2 separate regions of the Homo sapiens genome follow, and region 2 is linked to region 1. A link is a loop called in an ENCODE intact Hi-C map of the cell type or tissue named here. Cell type or tissue: natural killer cell. All regions are shown on one strand. Links, peaks and the distances in the headings refer to the core of each region. The heading gives the core; the rest is flanking DNA. Region 1 has its middle 55 kb from the start of LANCL2. Region 2 overlaps LANCL2 (LanC like glutathione S-transferase 2).

The links. Hi-C counts contacts between places; a loop is a spot of excess contacts. Peaks named below come from ENCODE experiments on the same cell type or tissue, not always from the same donor. Only the 100,000 strongest peaks of a DNase experiment are listed, where the experiment ranks them.
Region 2: a loop joins it to region 1, with 11 times the contacts of the local background. A loop is called at or near these places in 1 of 110 quality-filtered maps.

What each region holds. Positions count from the first base shown.
Region 1 is chr7:55,307,021-55,314,293 of GRCh38, forward strand. No RefSeq gene overlaps it. Among named protein-coding and RNA genes, the nearest start is that of LANCL2, 55 kb to the right of the region's middle. RefSeq lists a silencer at 3,777-3,961 and an enhancer at 4,523-5,023. In natural killer cell, for the core only: no CTCF peak of the experiment used is centred there; DNase peaks (open chromatin) are centred at 2,141 and 2,841; H3K27ac peaks cover 1,161 bases; H3K27me3 peaks cover 470 bases.
Region 2 is chr7:55,411,721-55,419,282 of GRCh38, forward strand. LANCL2 (LanC like glutathione S-transferase 2) reads left to right here. Exons shown (of 9, transcript NM_018697.4): 6 at 187-369. Among named protein-coding and RNA genes, the nearest start is that of LANCL2, 50 kb to the left of the region's middle. In natural killer cell, for the core only: CTCF peaks have their summits at 3,661 (motif pointing left) and 3,867; a DNase peak (open chromatin) is centred at 3,641.

The DNA.
Region 1 (7,273 bases), core at 1-5,000:
GCACAACCAATTTATCCATGGATTTGGCCACAGATGGCCCTGGTATTTCTCAAGGAAGACGGTGGAATCCTGTTCTAGGGGGCTGTGAGGGAAGGAACTGAGAATCTGGTGGACAAGAAGCCACAGCTCAGGAGAGCTCTCTTAGGGGTTACAGTTGTTTGAAATGTGGAAAGAAAGGGCTTAGTCTCTGGAAGAGGAGCTAGCGAGAACAAGATGGGAGGCACAGTGGAAACCAGTCCTAGCAAACTGGAACCAGGGAGAGCTCCCTCTGGGCAAGGCCTTGGGATTACAGGCTCAGCACTTTCTGATTGGAGTCCAGGAGCAAGCAGTTGCTGATGAGCTTGCCTGGAGGGGATTGGTCCAGAGGCTGGGAGGACAGGGCAGCGTGGAATTCAGCAGGAGGTAGCTGCAAGGAGTGGAGAAGGCAGAAGCTGGGAAATGAGACTGGGCCTGAGATATACTATCGTTGAAGTCTCCAGTGAAAGTGTGGAAGAGGCCTTCACACACACTATTGAAAGGCCACCACACACCCATCCTCTTCTGTTTGAATTTCCCTTCTATGTACTTTTCTTCATTTTTTCTTTAAACTCTTATTTTCTTGAGAGCAATTTCCCTGTACTGTTTTCCCTGATGTTCCCTGGGCCTTAGACTACCTTTTGAGAAAGACATGCACTTAGACTTTATTGCTCAACACTCATGCCCATTGCATCATTGTCTAACCTGCATTTCCCTCTCATCCAAAGGGGCAATGTGGACAAAACGAAGTAAAAAGATCAAATGCCTTGCAGAATTTCAGTGTCAGTGTTGCTCATTCTACCAATCTTTTGATCTTAAAACTGGGTTCAAAAGGAAATAAGCTACTTTGGAGCCAGGTACAGTGGCTCACTCCTGTAATTCCAGCACTGTGGAAGATTGAGGCAGGCAGAGACTTGAGCCCAGGAGTTCGAGACCAGTGTGGGCAACATGGCAAAACCCCGTCTCTATAAAAAATACAAAAATTAGCTGACTGTGGAGGTGCATACAGGCAGTCCCAGGTAGTTGGGAGGCTGAGGCAGGAGAATCACTTGAGCATGGGAGACTGAGGCTTCAGTGATTCATGATTGCACCACTGCACTCCAGCCTGGGTGACAGAGCAAGACCCTGTGTCCGAAAACAAAAAAACAAAGAAAGAAACAAAAAGCTGGTTTGCATAGTTTTTCATCAAATCCAATGCCAAATTCTAGCCACTTCTTGCTTTTCTAAGCACAGACAGGCAATTCATTGCTAAACTATTTTACAAATCTCCCAACTATATTATATAAAATCTATCTCCTCTCTTATCAAGGGAAACACTTGCTCATCTTTGAGCAACTCACATACTCCAAATACCTCTGGTGTTGAAAGCCGTCTGGTCATTAGTATGTTCAGCTGCTCAGTGTCTGAAATTCCTTTGGGTCAGACCTCTAGAGCAACCAGATAATCTCTCAGTGGCGGTCACAGGCTAGCAAGCCTTGGCCGTATCCAGACCATGCCTATCATGGTCTGGCAACCCTGCCAAAGTAACAAAGCAACTTTTACTTTTATATCTTTCCAAAGTAACAAGACAACTTTGAATTTATTGCCAACATTGAACATTGAGGACCTCATATAAAATCAGGATTCCCAGCTGCTCTTGAAAATTTGGAAGTTGTGACCCTGCTGGGCCCACATTCCCTAGAGTGTTGGGTCTCCTGGGCTCAGCAGCTGCTGCCCCTGAGGGAGGCATGCATCTCTCCTGTGTAAGTTTCCACCTGGCTCTCTGGCTTGGTCATATTGGCTTCCTGGCCTCTTTTTGCATGTAGTTTGTGATCCCTGATTGTAGGTTTCATCATTTATCCTGGGCTGTTTCCTCCTGGGAGTTATAACCTTCCTAATCTGAAGCTGAAACTCCCCCAAATGCAAGCTAAACGTGAGTTGACAGTAATGGCTAATGCCTAAATAGCACCTACTGTGTACCAGGCCTGAAACACTAACTCATTTCATCTTCACAACAAGCCTATGCTGTGGGTGCTGGTTACTGCAACAGGCCTGAACCACCAGCTCATTTCCTCCTCACAAGCCCATGCGGTGGGCACTCGTTACCACACTAGGCCTCAACAACCAGCTCATTTCGTTACCACACCAGGCCTGAGCCACCAGCTCATTTCCTCCTCACAAGCCCATGCGGTGGGCGCTCGTTACCACACTAGGCCTCAATAACCAGCTCATTTCATTACTACACTAGGCCTCAACCACCAGCTCATTTCATTACCACACCAGGCCTGAGCCGCCAGCTCATTTCATCCTCACAAGCACATGCAGTGGGCGCTCATTAGCCCCGTTTTACAGGTGAGGACACATGCTCAGAGACTTTAGCCCACTTGTCTGGAGCTGACTGCCTCCACACCTTCTGTGTGATTCACACTGACACAACTGGACATTTCCTACCACGAACATGATATTCACTCTGGTTTTCTGCCTTGACCTCTACATTTTTGGCCCCTGCACATTTGGGCCTCAACCTTCCAGACACGGTTCCTCCAGCTCGGTTAGAGTCCCGTGCTCCTCCTCCCATGCCTTTGGTGCCCACACTAAGTCGGGGCTCAGAAGTCACTCCATCTGTGACTTGGCTGCTCTGCTTTGTGAGCTCAAGAAACCAGGAAGCCTGTTAAACACGCCATCAGGAATGCTGAAGAATTAAGATTGTCCAATAAAAGTCAGTGTCAAAGGAATGGAAAATGAAGTGTGGATGGGAACCGTTATTTCTCAGGAGTCAGGGAGTATCTAAATTTGCTGTCTGAAGTCAGAGCCATAGAAAATCCCCAGCTGCACTCTGGTAGTAGTGGTTTTAGCACCTTTACTTGTCATTACAAATAAATTTGAAACTGAAGGAAAGTGAAGAAACACCTCTCAGAAGAGCATGATGCCTTCGACCTGGTTTGCTAGGACAGGAACTGGACACAGATTCTGAAAATCTCATTCATTCAAGCTGAATAAAATGTAGACGCAAGGACATTTACATAGTCAGCCATTCCTCAAGGATTTACTGAGTGCCTACTGTGTACCAGAAGTGGTATTCGTTAGGTACCACATGTTTCATTCATTTGCTCATAGTCCTTTGAGGCCCTTCTAGGTGGAAGCCCCACAATAGGCTCTGGGGATACAGCCCCTGCCACTGCAGAGCTGATGTTTTCACATAAGATTCAGACTTCCAACAACCAATTACACTACTGGTTAATCACAATTATAGTGCTGCAACTAGGCGTTCCCAGTCAGTCTGGGAAATGCAGAAAGGCCTCCCTGGTGAGAAGGTCTCTGCACTAAAATCTGCAGGAGCTGCAGGAGCAGAGTGAAGGGAGGTAAGGGAAAGTGAGAGCCTGCCAGGCAAAAGGAAGAGGAAGCGCCAAGGACCTATGGAGGGTGGGAGCCAGGGAACCGAAGGAGGCAGTTACCAGCACTCCTGAAGCACAGGCAGCTAGAGAAGAGAGCCACAGGCTGGACAGTGACCTTGGCAGGGGACACACCATGCAAGGCTAGTGAGCCACGTTCAGAATTTTGAGATTTATCTTGAAAGCCCTGGGAAATCATTAGCATTTTAAGCAGAATGGTAATATGGTCAAATTAGCATTTATAAAGGCCCTGTGAAGGAAGGTCAGAGGTGCAGCAAGAATGGACGCAGTGAGTTGGTTACTGGGTGAATTCGCCAGGCAGGCAAGAAGGGGTGTTGCAGAGCCAGGTTTCTCCACAGCCACATCAGTGACATTTGGCATCTCATTGATCTTTGCTGTGAGGGCTGTATTGTGCACGGCAGCATGCTTTGCATCCCTGGCTCTGCCTGCTGGATGCCAATAGCTCCCTCCCCGAGTCATGACACACAAAAATATGTCCACTGGACATTGCCAAATGTCCCTCGTTGGGGGAAATCACCTATAGTTGAGAAGCACCAATTTAAAGTGGGGACAAGGGATGTGAAGAGATATGGACAGATTCACAATGTGTCTTGGAGCTGGAATCAAAAGATATTAGTGACATATTTGAAAAGGGATGGAGGGCATGAGGTCAGGGCTGACTGTAGCTTGAGGTGCTGGGTGGATAACACGGCGACCATTGCTAGAAAATACGAAGGAAGGCAGGATTTGAAGGAAAAGATAATGAGGTCCATCCTAAGTATTTCATTGGAAAGTTGACCTCTCCCTCTCCCTCTCCCCACGGTCTCCCTCTCCCTCTCTTTGCACAGTCTCTCTCTGATGCCGAGCCGAAGCTGGACTGTACTGCTGCCATCTCGGCTCACTGCAATCTCCCTGCCTGATTCTCCTGCCTCAGCCTGCCGAGTGCCTGCAATTGCAGGCGCGCGCCGCCACGCCTGACTGGTTTTCGTATTTTTTTGGTGGGGTTTTGCTGTGTTGGCCAGGCTGGTCTCCAGCTCCTAACCGCGAGTGATCCGCCAGCCTCGGCCTCCCGAGGTGCCGGGATTGCAGACGGAGTCTGGTTCACTCAGTGCTCAATGGTGCCCAGGCTGGAGTGCGGTGGCGTGATCTCGGCTCGCTACAACCTCCACCTCCCAGCCGCCTGCCTTGGCCTCCCAAAGTGCCGGGAGTGCAGCCTCTGCCCGGCCGCCACCCCGTCTGGGAAGTGAGGAGCGTCTCTGCCTGGCCACCCGTCGTCTGGGACGTGAGGAGCCCCTCTGCCTGGCTGCCCAGTCTGGAAAGTGAGGAGCGTCTCTGCCCGGCCGCCATCCCATCTAGGAAGTGAGGAGCGCGTCTTCCCGGCCGCCATCCCATCTAGGAAGTGAGGAGCGTCTCTGCCCGGCCGCCCATCGTCTGAGATGTGGGGAGCACCTCTGCCCCGCCGCCCCGTCTGGGAGGTGAGGAGCGTCTCTGCCCGGCCGCCCCGTCTGAGAAGTGAGGAGACCCTCTGCCCGGCAACTGCCCCGTCTGAGAAGTGAGGAGCCCCTCCACCCGGCAGCCGCCCCGTCTGAGAAGTGAGGAGCCCCTCCACCGGCAGCCACCCCGTCTGGGAAGTGAGGAGCGTCTCCGCCCAGCAGCCACCCCGTCCGGGAGAGAGGTGGGGGTCAGCCCCGGCCAGGCCAGCCGCCCCGTCCAGGAGGGAGGTGGGGGGGGTCAGCCCCCCGCCCGGCCAGCCGCCCCGTCGGGGAGGGAGGTGGGGGGGTCAGCCCCCCGCCCGGCCAGCCGCCCCGTCCGGGAGGGAGGTGGGGGGGTCCAAGGTAAGGAAGGCCCTAGAGTCTAGGAAGAGACTGGCCAGTGCATTAACCATTGTAGTGTAATGGATTTGATGTTACTTTATGCTCACAAGTTGGACACACACACAGGGACCCAGATCAAATTGGAGGGGAAGGTCAAAGTCAGCTTCCCAAAGGAACTGAAGCTTAGACTGATTTTTAAAGGCTGAGTTAAAATAAACTGGGTAAAAATAAAGAAGGAAAGAGAAAAGCAAATGTAAAATATCTGTGCAGCATGAAGTAGCAAAATATATTCAGAGAATGTAAGAAGCTGAAATGAGGGCCTCAACTAAGCGTGGGAATGCAGATGGTGACATAGCAATGCTGAGGTAGGCTCCCCAGGACCGAGGCCGGCTTGTTGCGGGGAGAGGGGAGGGGCACTCTAGGATGATCTCTGGCGTAAGCAGCAGGTAACGCGGTGCCAGGACATGGCTGAGTTTTACATAAACATTTGTTCAAGCAAATATGGGATCATTCACTGAAACGGAGAATTCAAAGTGAGGTCTAGATTTGGTGGCAAGATACAACTGATTCGAGGTTAGGAAAGGAGAGTTGGAGGAACAGGAGGAAGCGGCCTCTCATCTGCAAACCCTGAGTTCCTGGAACACTTGTTTGTTAGGGAGGGAAGTGTGGCCCAGCCACAATCCTTTGAACATCTTCCTCTTCCATCCTCTGGGTTCTGCATTTCGTGCTGATCTTTAATACATTTCAGATTTTCCAGATACGTCCACACCTCACCCTGGTACACTACTGACTGGAATGTCACTTCCTTCAGGCAGGGGCTTGACATCTCCTTGTGAAACTAGCTAGCCAAGTTCCAGAAATGGGATGGAGGGTCTGGCCCACCCCTTTGTAGCACAGTCCTGGAGATGACAGCAGCCTTCCTGGGTGCGGGGCAAGCAATCTCATCTGCCTGTCTGCAGTGGAGCAGTTTGAGCAGCTCCCCAGCCTGGTGCCACACAACAGCATCATGCCCACGAGGTCTTATTCCAGGTGAGCCTCACATACCATGTTGTCAAAGGTGCCTGCTGGGCCTTCCAGGGGTGCTGCAATTTCTCTCTGTGCCCATTTAGTGCAGGTGTCAGAGCATCTGCAGCTGGATCTAGGTGCCAGTGCTATTCTGAGGCTCCCGGGAACCTCTTAATGTTGTAGACACTGCTCACTGTGTTTCCAGGGACCAAATAAATTGGTAAAATGGCACAAGCTGGCCATGTGTGAAATGGAGAGGGAACGGGTCAATTGGAAAACTTACAAAACTTCTAAGAAGGCCAGGCACGGTGGCTCATGCCTGTAATCCCAGCACTATGGGAGGCCGAGGCAGGCAGATCACAAAGTCATGAGTTCAAGACTAGCTTGACCAACATGGTGAAACCCCATCTCTTCCAAAAATACAAAAATTAGCCGGGTATGGTGGTGCGCTCCTGTAATCCCAGCTATTCAGGAGGCTAAGGCAGGAGAAGTGCTTGAACCCAGGAGGCAGAGGTTGCTGTGAGCCAAGATCGCGCCATTGCACTCCAGCCTAGATGACAGAGCATGATACCATCTCAAAAAAAAAAAAAAAACTTCTAAGAAGAGGCCCAGCATGGTGGCTCATGCCTGTAATCCCAGCACTTTGGGAGACCAAGGAGTGCAGATCATTTGAGGTCAGGAGTTCAAGACCAGCATGGCCAACATGGTGAAACCCCGTTTCTACTGAAAACACAAAAATTAGCCCGTCATGGTGGTGCACACTTGTAATCCCAGCTACTGGGGAGGCTGAAGCAGGAGAATCACTTGAGCAGGGAGGCAGAGATTGCAGTGAGCAGAGATGCACTGCACTCCAGCCTGGGCCATGGAGTAAGACTCTGTCTCAATTAAAAAAAAATAATTAATAAAAAAATATAAAAACTTCTAAGAAGAGGCTGAGGGTGGTGGCTCACGCCTGTAATCCCAGCACTTTGGGAGGCCAAGGCAGGCAGATCACGCAGTCAGGAGATCAAGACCATCCTGGCTAACACGGTGAAACCCCATCTCTACTAAAAATACAAAAAAATTAGC
Region 2 (7,562 bases), core at 1,073-6,072, 110 kb after region 1:
ACACTAAGATTTCAAACAGTTGAAACAAGTTTTGCCTAAGTCTTAAATAACCAGATAGTTGAATGAATTCTAATTTTATGTGCTTTTTTTGTTTTCCAGGTAATTGATGTTTTGTTAGCCATGATACAATGTAAAAGAAATAACTTCAGAGAAAATAATTTGTGTTTCATTTTTGTTTGTTTAAAGCCGGCAGCAAAAGTGGACCAAGAAACCTTGACAGAAATGGTGAAACCCAGTATTGATTATGTGCGCCACAAAAAATTCCGATCTGGGAATTACCCATCATCATTAAGCAATGAAACAGACCGGCTGGTGCACTGGTGCCACGGCGCCCCGGGGGTCATCCACATGCTCATGCAGGCGTACAAGGTCAGTGCTTCCGCCGTCACGGCCGTCCCCTGTGTGGGGAGCCAGGTTTCCCTGTCAGGTTTTGGGTCTTGCTTTGGTAAGGCCATTTGACTGTACACTAAAAACCTTTTAGAATGATTGTTTTTACAAAATAAAGTCTCTGTATTTTACCACTCATCACCACTGTCATTAGTGCTGCAAGTCTGTGTGTGTGTATGTGTGTGATTGTGTGTGTTAACAGGGTTTATATTCATGTGTAAAAGAAAACCTAGATGACAGAGCAGTGGTGAGATGATTTTCATTCTAATGAGTATGGATATCCAGTAAGGTAGTGGACAGGATTATAACCAAAGTGCTTTTTTGTTCATTTTCACATAATTTTATTTTCTTGCTTGAATAAGCCTTTATTGCTGGATTATGATTGTCCAAGAACTTTTGAGTTTAAAATTGTTATGTTATTCTCAAGACATAGTGGTACTCAAATTTGTATACGTCTGGGGTACTATAGGAAAATTGGCTAAACCTTCACTGATTAATTCTCGTAGGCTTTAAATATATTTGGGCATAATATTAAGAGCGCTATTGATTTCTGTCCTGGACTAAGATTTATCATTTAAGATTTATCATTTAAGTTGAAGTGATGCTTCTTTTATAATTTTATTTTGTATTTAACACATCTGTGTTTGTAATAATTGATGTTGGAGATTGTTGCTCATACATCAGAGTATATAGCTGTAACACAATGATTGCTCTGTTCAACACAGTATTTTGGCAAGTTCTCTTTGTTTAGGATAGATAGGTGGAATTAATGGAGTGGAACTCATATTTCTACCTGGAAATAATAAGAACTGATACCTGAGTCAATTTTATTTTTTCTTTACAGCTACCGTAATAAATTACTTAGGAAAATTGTGGGGAATTATCTCTCATGATTTAGGCTAATTTCTCAGAAATTTTTAGTCCTCCTACAACAATACCAAAATATTCAAATCATATATAAGATATGATCATTCAAGAAAACAACTCAGAAAGTTACGACGTTTGGTCAGTGAAACACAATGAAATGTATTTTTTGAAAATAAGATGCATCTTCCTAACAGTACCCTCACTTTTACATTAAAACATAATTCTGTTCAAATCACTGCCTCCCTTTTTTAGAGTTTTGGAGCAGTTATAACTTCAGTGTCCTAGAGGGACATCTGTGATACAAATGTCCAACAATAACGTGTGAGCACAATATTGACTGTACAGACAGGGGCCCTCTGATACTTTTAAAACAAATATATAATTGCTAAAATGTGGAAGCTCCTTTTTGTCAAACTCCTTTTCCCTTCACTTTAAAGAGGCTCAGCCAACACAGCTGGGTGTTCCCGGTGGCTGATCTCTGCTGCCAGGTGTGCTTTTCCACTGTGTTTCAACTGAGCCCTGTGGAGAGCAAGCAGGTGCCAGGAACCAGGCTGTCCTGTGGGGACCCTTCCTCCTGGGCAGTTCCATTTTCATGAGTTCTGCAGACAGTGGCCACCATCTGTTTTCACCACTGCTGGCCACTTGGGAGCAAGCCAGCACGGCTCTGCCACTGACGGGCTGCAGGTGGCTGCGGCCAGCTCCTCCTGGCAGGGCTTCTGCATAGAATACCATTCAGACACCTTGCTTTGCCCTGCTGGTTCCAAAACAAATTTCTCTCCTCCAGAAAGCATAGAGCCAAAGATGTCAAGATCCCATACTTAGTCTTTAAAACTTAATTCTGTCCTCTACATTAAGATTCTTGAACATGAGGAACGAGGAGGAATATCAGAATCTTCTGGGGGTAGGAAGGCATCAGTGGTAATTTGAAAAAGCATATATATTTTGTATTTCAAAATAGCTAGAAGAGAAGATTTGAAATGTTCCCAGCATAAATAAATGATAAATGTTCAAGGTAATGGACATCCTGAATACATCATTACACATTGTATGCATGTATATCACATGCACCCATAAATATGTACAATTATTATATATCAATGAAAAATTTAAAAAGGAAAAAGCATATGTAATATGGTCTTAGAATTGGGGGTAAAAATACATCTTCTTCATAGTATAAACTACAGAAAATAAGTGTAGACTAAAGCTCTCTGCCAGCGGAGAAACAGACCCTGCGCCGTGGAGTCTGCACATCTGTTTGCGTCTCTGAGCAGAGGGCGAGGTTTGTGTTTGACCAAGGCAGGGGGTTCAGTGGGGGAGGCAAAACTAGGGAAGTACAGCTCTACACTGTTTTCTCTCAAGTTACAGTTAAGTTGAGAGGGCCTCCATTTATTAAAGCTGTCTCTTAAAATTAGGTAGGAAATGTTCAAGTTTTATGTAATAACAAGCTCTAACATTTTCTTCTCCTGGCATATGAAGTCCTAAGTTGTTCAGGCATGCTTATGAAGGTGTAAAGTGTTCAAGTACTTGAAAAAATATTATTAATTATCCTTTACAAAGAAAACTGTAAGTTCAGTCCAGACTCACAAAATTTATTTTCCCTCCCTGTAGATGCTCATCATGTGTTAGTATTTAGTAGGGTATATACTCTTCTGTGTAGGAACGTGTATTACTTGTTAATTTAAAGTTATGTGGTATTTTAGATGGCCTTAAAATGTAAAGGTTTGGCCAGACACTGTGGCTCACACCTGTAATCCCAGCACTTTGGGAGGCCAAGGCAGGAGGGTTGCTTGAGCCCAGGAGTTGGAGATCAGCCTGGGCAACATGGCAAAACCATGTCTCTACTAAAAAAAAATACAAAAATTATCTGGGTGTGGTGGCACGCACCTGTAGTCCCAGGTACCTAGGAGGCTGAGGTGGAAGGATGGTTTGAGCCTGGGAGGCGGAGGTTGCAGTGAGCTATGATCATGCCACTGCACTCCAGCCTGGGTGACACAGCAAGACCCTACCTCAAAAAAAAAAAAAAAAAAGAAAAGAAAAGAAAAAGGCAAGGTTTTAACAATATTCTACATTGTATTAGGAATTTTATTAATTGTGAATGATTTTCTAACAAATTACATCTGACAAAAAATCATGGGTAATGGTGGCAAATTCTTCCTTCTATTCACGTTTTGAGTTCTAGGGCATTAGGAATTTGTGTGGGTTTAGCCACTGTAAACAAATACATTTGTTAAATGAGATTGTATTTGGAAAGGTAAATGCAATGTCCAAAAAAAGCATATAATACCCCCACCAGGGTGACACGAGTGCAGTCCTTAGATGCTGAACTGAATCTGGCAGCAGCCACAGCATCACTGCTTGTGCCCACACGCCTGCCCTGGGAAGCCCCAGAGAGAACTGCATTGGGAGTGCCCCCTGGTGGCCAACTATTGTATATATGTCAGAAAATGCTTTCATACAAATTCTGTTCCCGAAGCTTGTTTGCAAGTTGATTATTTGAAACATGGAATGTTTTTCTAGGGGTATCAGAATTACTTGAAAAGTTTTTTTAAGCTATACTTTTTTTCCTCCTTACTCAAGATTCTGATACCTTCTTAATTTTAAGCATCACTTAAATAAATGTACCATAGTTTATCATTGTTTTTCTTTCTTTTTTTTGAGACACAGTGTCGCTCTGTCTCCCAGGCTGGAGTGTGCAGTGGCGCAGTTTTGGCTCACTACAACCTTTGCCTCCTGGGTTCAGGTGGTTCTTGTGTGTTAGCCTCCCAAGTAGCTGGGATTACAGGCACACGTCACCATGCCTGGCTAATTTTTTGTATTTTTAGTAGAGACGGGGTTTCACCATGTTGCCCAGGCTAGTCTTGAACTCCTGACCTTAGGTGATCTGCCTGCCTTGGCCTCCAAAACTGCTGGGATTACGGGCATGAGCCACTGTGTCCGGCCAGTTTATCATTGTTTTTCATCGGTTTCCAGGTTTTGGCTATTAGGAACAAGCTGCTATGAACATTCTTGCACAGGTCTGTCTAGAGACACATGTCTTCATTTCTTTTGGGTTAATATCTAGGAGTAGAATTACTGGATCGGAGGGTAGGTGTATGTTTAGTTTTAGAAATTGCCACTTTTTCCACAAGTTCTGGTTGTTCTGCATCTGCCAACACTTGATGTTGAAAGTCTTTTTAATTTTAATTATTTTGGTGGGTATTTCATTGTGGTTTTATTTGTATCTTCCTGATTGACCAGGGTTGATTAATGTTGCATGTGCTCATGGGCCAATTGTGTATCTTCCTTTGTTGACTGTCTCTTCATATCTTCTTCTTATTATTATTATTTTTTGAGACAGGGTCTTGCACTGTCACCCAGGCTGGAGTGCAGTGGTGGATCTTGGCTCACTGTAGCCTCGACCTTCAGGGCTCAGGTGATCCTCCCACTTCAACCTTCCAAGTAGCTGGGGACTACAGGCACGTGCCACCACACCTGGCTAAATCTTTTTATTTTTGTAGGGGTCTTGTTTTTTGCCCAGGCTGGTTTCGAACTCGTGGACTCAAGCAATCTTCCTGTCTTGGTCTCCCAAAGTGCTGGAATTATAGGTGTGAGCCACTGTGCCCAGCCTGTCTCTTCGTGTGTTTTACCTACATTGTTTTATTTTATTTTATTTTTGTCTTTTTGCTATTTTTGAAAGAATTCTTTATATGTTCTGGTTAAAGTCCCTCTGTCAGATATATATCGTACAAATAATTTCTCCCTGTCTGTAGTTTGCCTAATCATATTCTTTATGGTATCTTTTGACTAATAGAGTTTTAAATTTTGATAAAATCTATTTTTCAATGTTTTCTTTTTATGATAATTACTGTCTGTGTTTTGTCTAAGAAACCTTATCTACCCTCAGGTTATATAGATAATACTCTCCTTTAATCTTTATTGTTTTAGATTTTACCTTTAGGCCTGTGATTTATCTCAAATTAAGTTTTGTATATTACATGAGGTAACAAACGAGGTGGTTTTTTTTTTTTTTTTTTTTTTTTTTTGGAGACAGAGTCTCACTCTGTCGCCCAGGCTGGAGTGCAGTGGCACGATCTCTGCTCACTACAAGCTCCGCCTCCCAGGTTCACACCATTGTCCTGCTTCAGCCTCCCGAGTAGCTGGGACTACAGGCGCCCGTCACCACGCCTGGCTAATTTTTTGTATTTTTAGTAGAGATGGGGTTTCACCGTGTTAGCCGGGATGGTCTCTATCTCCTAACCTCATGATCTGCCCGCCTCGGCCTCCCAAAGTGCTGGGATTACAGGCGTGAGCCACCGTGCCCAGCCTGAGGTGTTTTTTTTTAACCATAGGGATATCTGATTGTTCCCATACCTTTTGTGGAAAAGACATTTATTTTTCCCATTTGATTGATTTTGGTTCCTCTATCAAAAATCAAATGACCTAATAAGCCTGGGTCTGTTTCTGGACTCTATTCAGTTACTTTGGCCTGTTTACCTACATGATATTACCACGTTGTTTTTCTTATTCTGCATTTATTGTAAGTTTTGAGATCAGGTAACTTAAGACCTCACTTTGTTCTTTTTCAGAATCACTTTGAATATTCCAAGTCCTTTGTATTTTCATATAAGTTTTAGAGTCCATTTGTCAGCTTCTAAAAATGGAGCCTATTGGAGTTATGAGTCAGAGTGCATTGAATCATTGAATCTCTAGATCCACTTGGGTAGAACTAACTGACATCTTTTTTTTTGAGATGGAGTCTTGCTTGGTCGCCCAGGCTGGAGTAGGTGTGATCTTGGCTCACTGCAACCTCCGCCTCCCAGGTTCAAGCAATTCTCCTGCCTCAGCCTCCTGAGTAGCTGGGATTACAGGTGCCCACCACCATACCCGGCTAGTTTTTGTATTTTTAGTAGAGACGGGGGTTTCACCATGTTCGCCAGGCTGGTCTCAAACTCCTGAGCTCAAGTGATCTGCCCGCCTTGGCCTCCCAAAGTGCTAGGATTACAGGCATGAGCCACTGTGCCTGGCCAGAACTGACATCTTAATAATGTTGAGTCCTTCTGCTCGCAAATGTGGTATATCTCTCCATTTATATTTTCTTTAATTTCTGTCAATAGTGCTTTATAGTTTTTGCTCTACAGGTCTTAACACATCTTCTGTTAAATTTATTCCTAGATATGTTATTTATTTACATTTTCCAATTATGTATTGCCAGTATATAGAAATACAATTGCGTTTTTTTTTTTGGAGACATAGAGTCTCACTCTGTTACCCAGGCTGAAGTGCAGTGGTGTGATCACGGCTCACTGCAGCCTCTACCTCCCCAGGCTCAAGATATCCTCCTGACTTAGCTGAGTAGCTGGGATTACAGGTGTGCACCACCATGCCTGGCTAATTTTTGTATTTTTTTGTAGAGATGGGGTTTCGCCATATTGACCAGGCTGGTCTCAAACTCCCAAGTTCAAGGGTTCTACCCACCTCGGCCTCCCAAAGTGCTGGGATTACAGGCTTGAGCCACTGTAACTGGCCACAGCTGCTTTTTGTATATTGACTTTATATTCTGTGCTAAATTCACGTATCAGTTCTGGTAGCTTTTTATACATTACTTAGGATTTTCTGTGTACACATATTGTATCTGTGAGTTTTCTTCTTCCTTTCCAACCTCTGTGCCTTTTATTTCCTTTACCTCTTTTATTACATTGGTTAGGAGCTATAGTATAATATTGAATAGAAGTGGTCAGAGTGGACATCTTTGCTTTATTCACAATCATAGAAAAAAATATTAAATATTTCCCCATCAAATATACTTTTAACTGTTTTTCTTAGATGGCTTTTATCAGATTGAAGAAGTTTCCTTTTATTACTGGTTATCATGAAGGGATGTTGAATTTTGTCATTTTTTTTTCCTGGATTTATTCAAACGCTCCTATGGTTTTCCTCTTTTGTTTTATTAATATGGTGATTTTACATTGATTGGTTTTTAAAAGTTGAGTCAACCTTGCATTCCTAGTATAAACCTCACTTGGGCATGATTTTTATCCTTTTCTTTTTATTAATATTGCTACATTTGGTCTGCTAATATTTTGTTAAAGATTTTTATGTTTCTTAGTACATATTTTCTTTTTCTATAAAATCTTTGTTTTTATTAGGAATCAGGTATCAGGATTATGCTGGTCACGTACATGAGTTGGAAAGTGTTTTCTCTTATTTTCAGAAAGATTTTGTGTACAATTGGTGTTATTACTTGCTTAAATGTTTGTGGGAAAATTTTTTATTATGAATTCAATTTCATTAATAGAATCATTTTGCATCAGTTTTGTTAATTGTGTTTT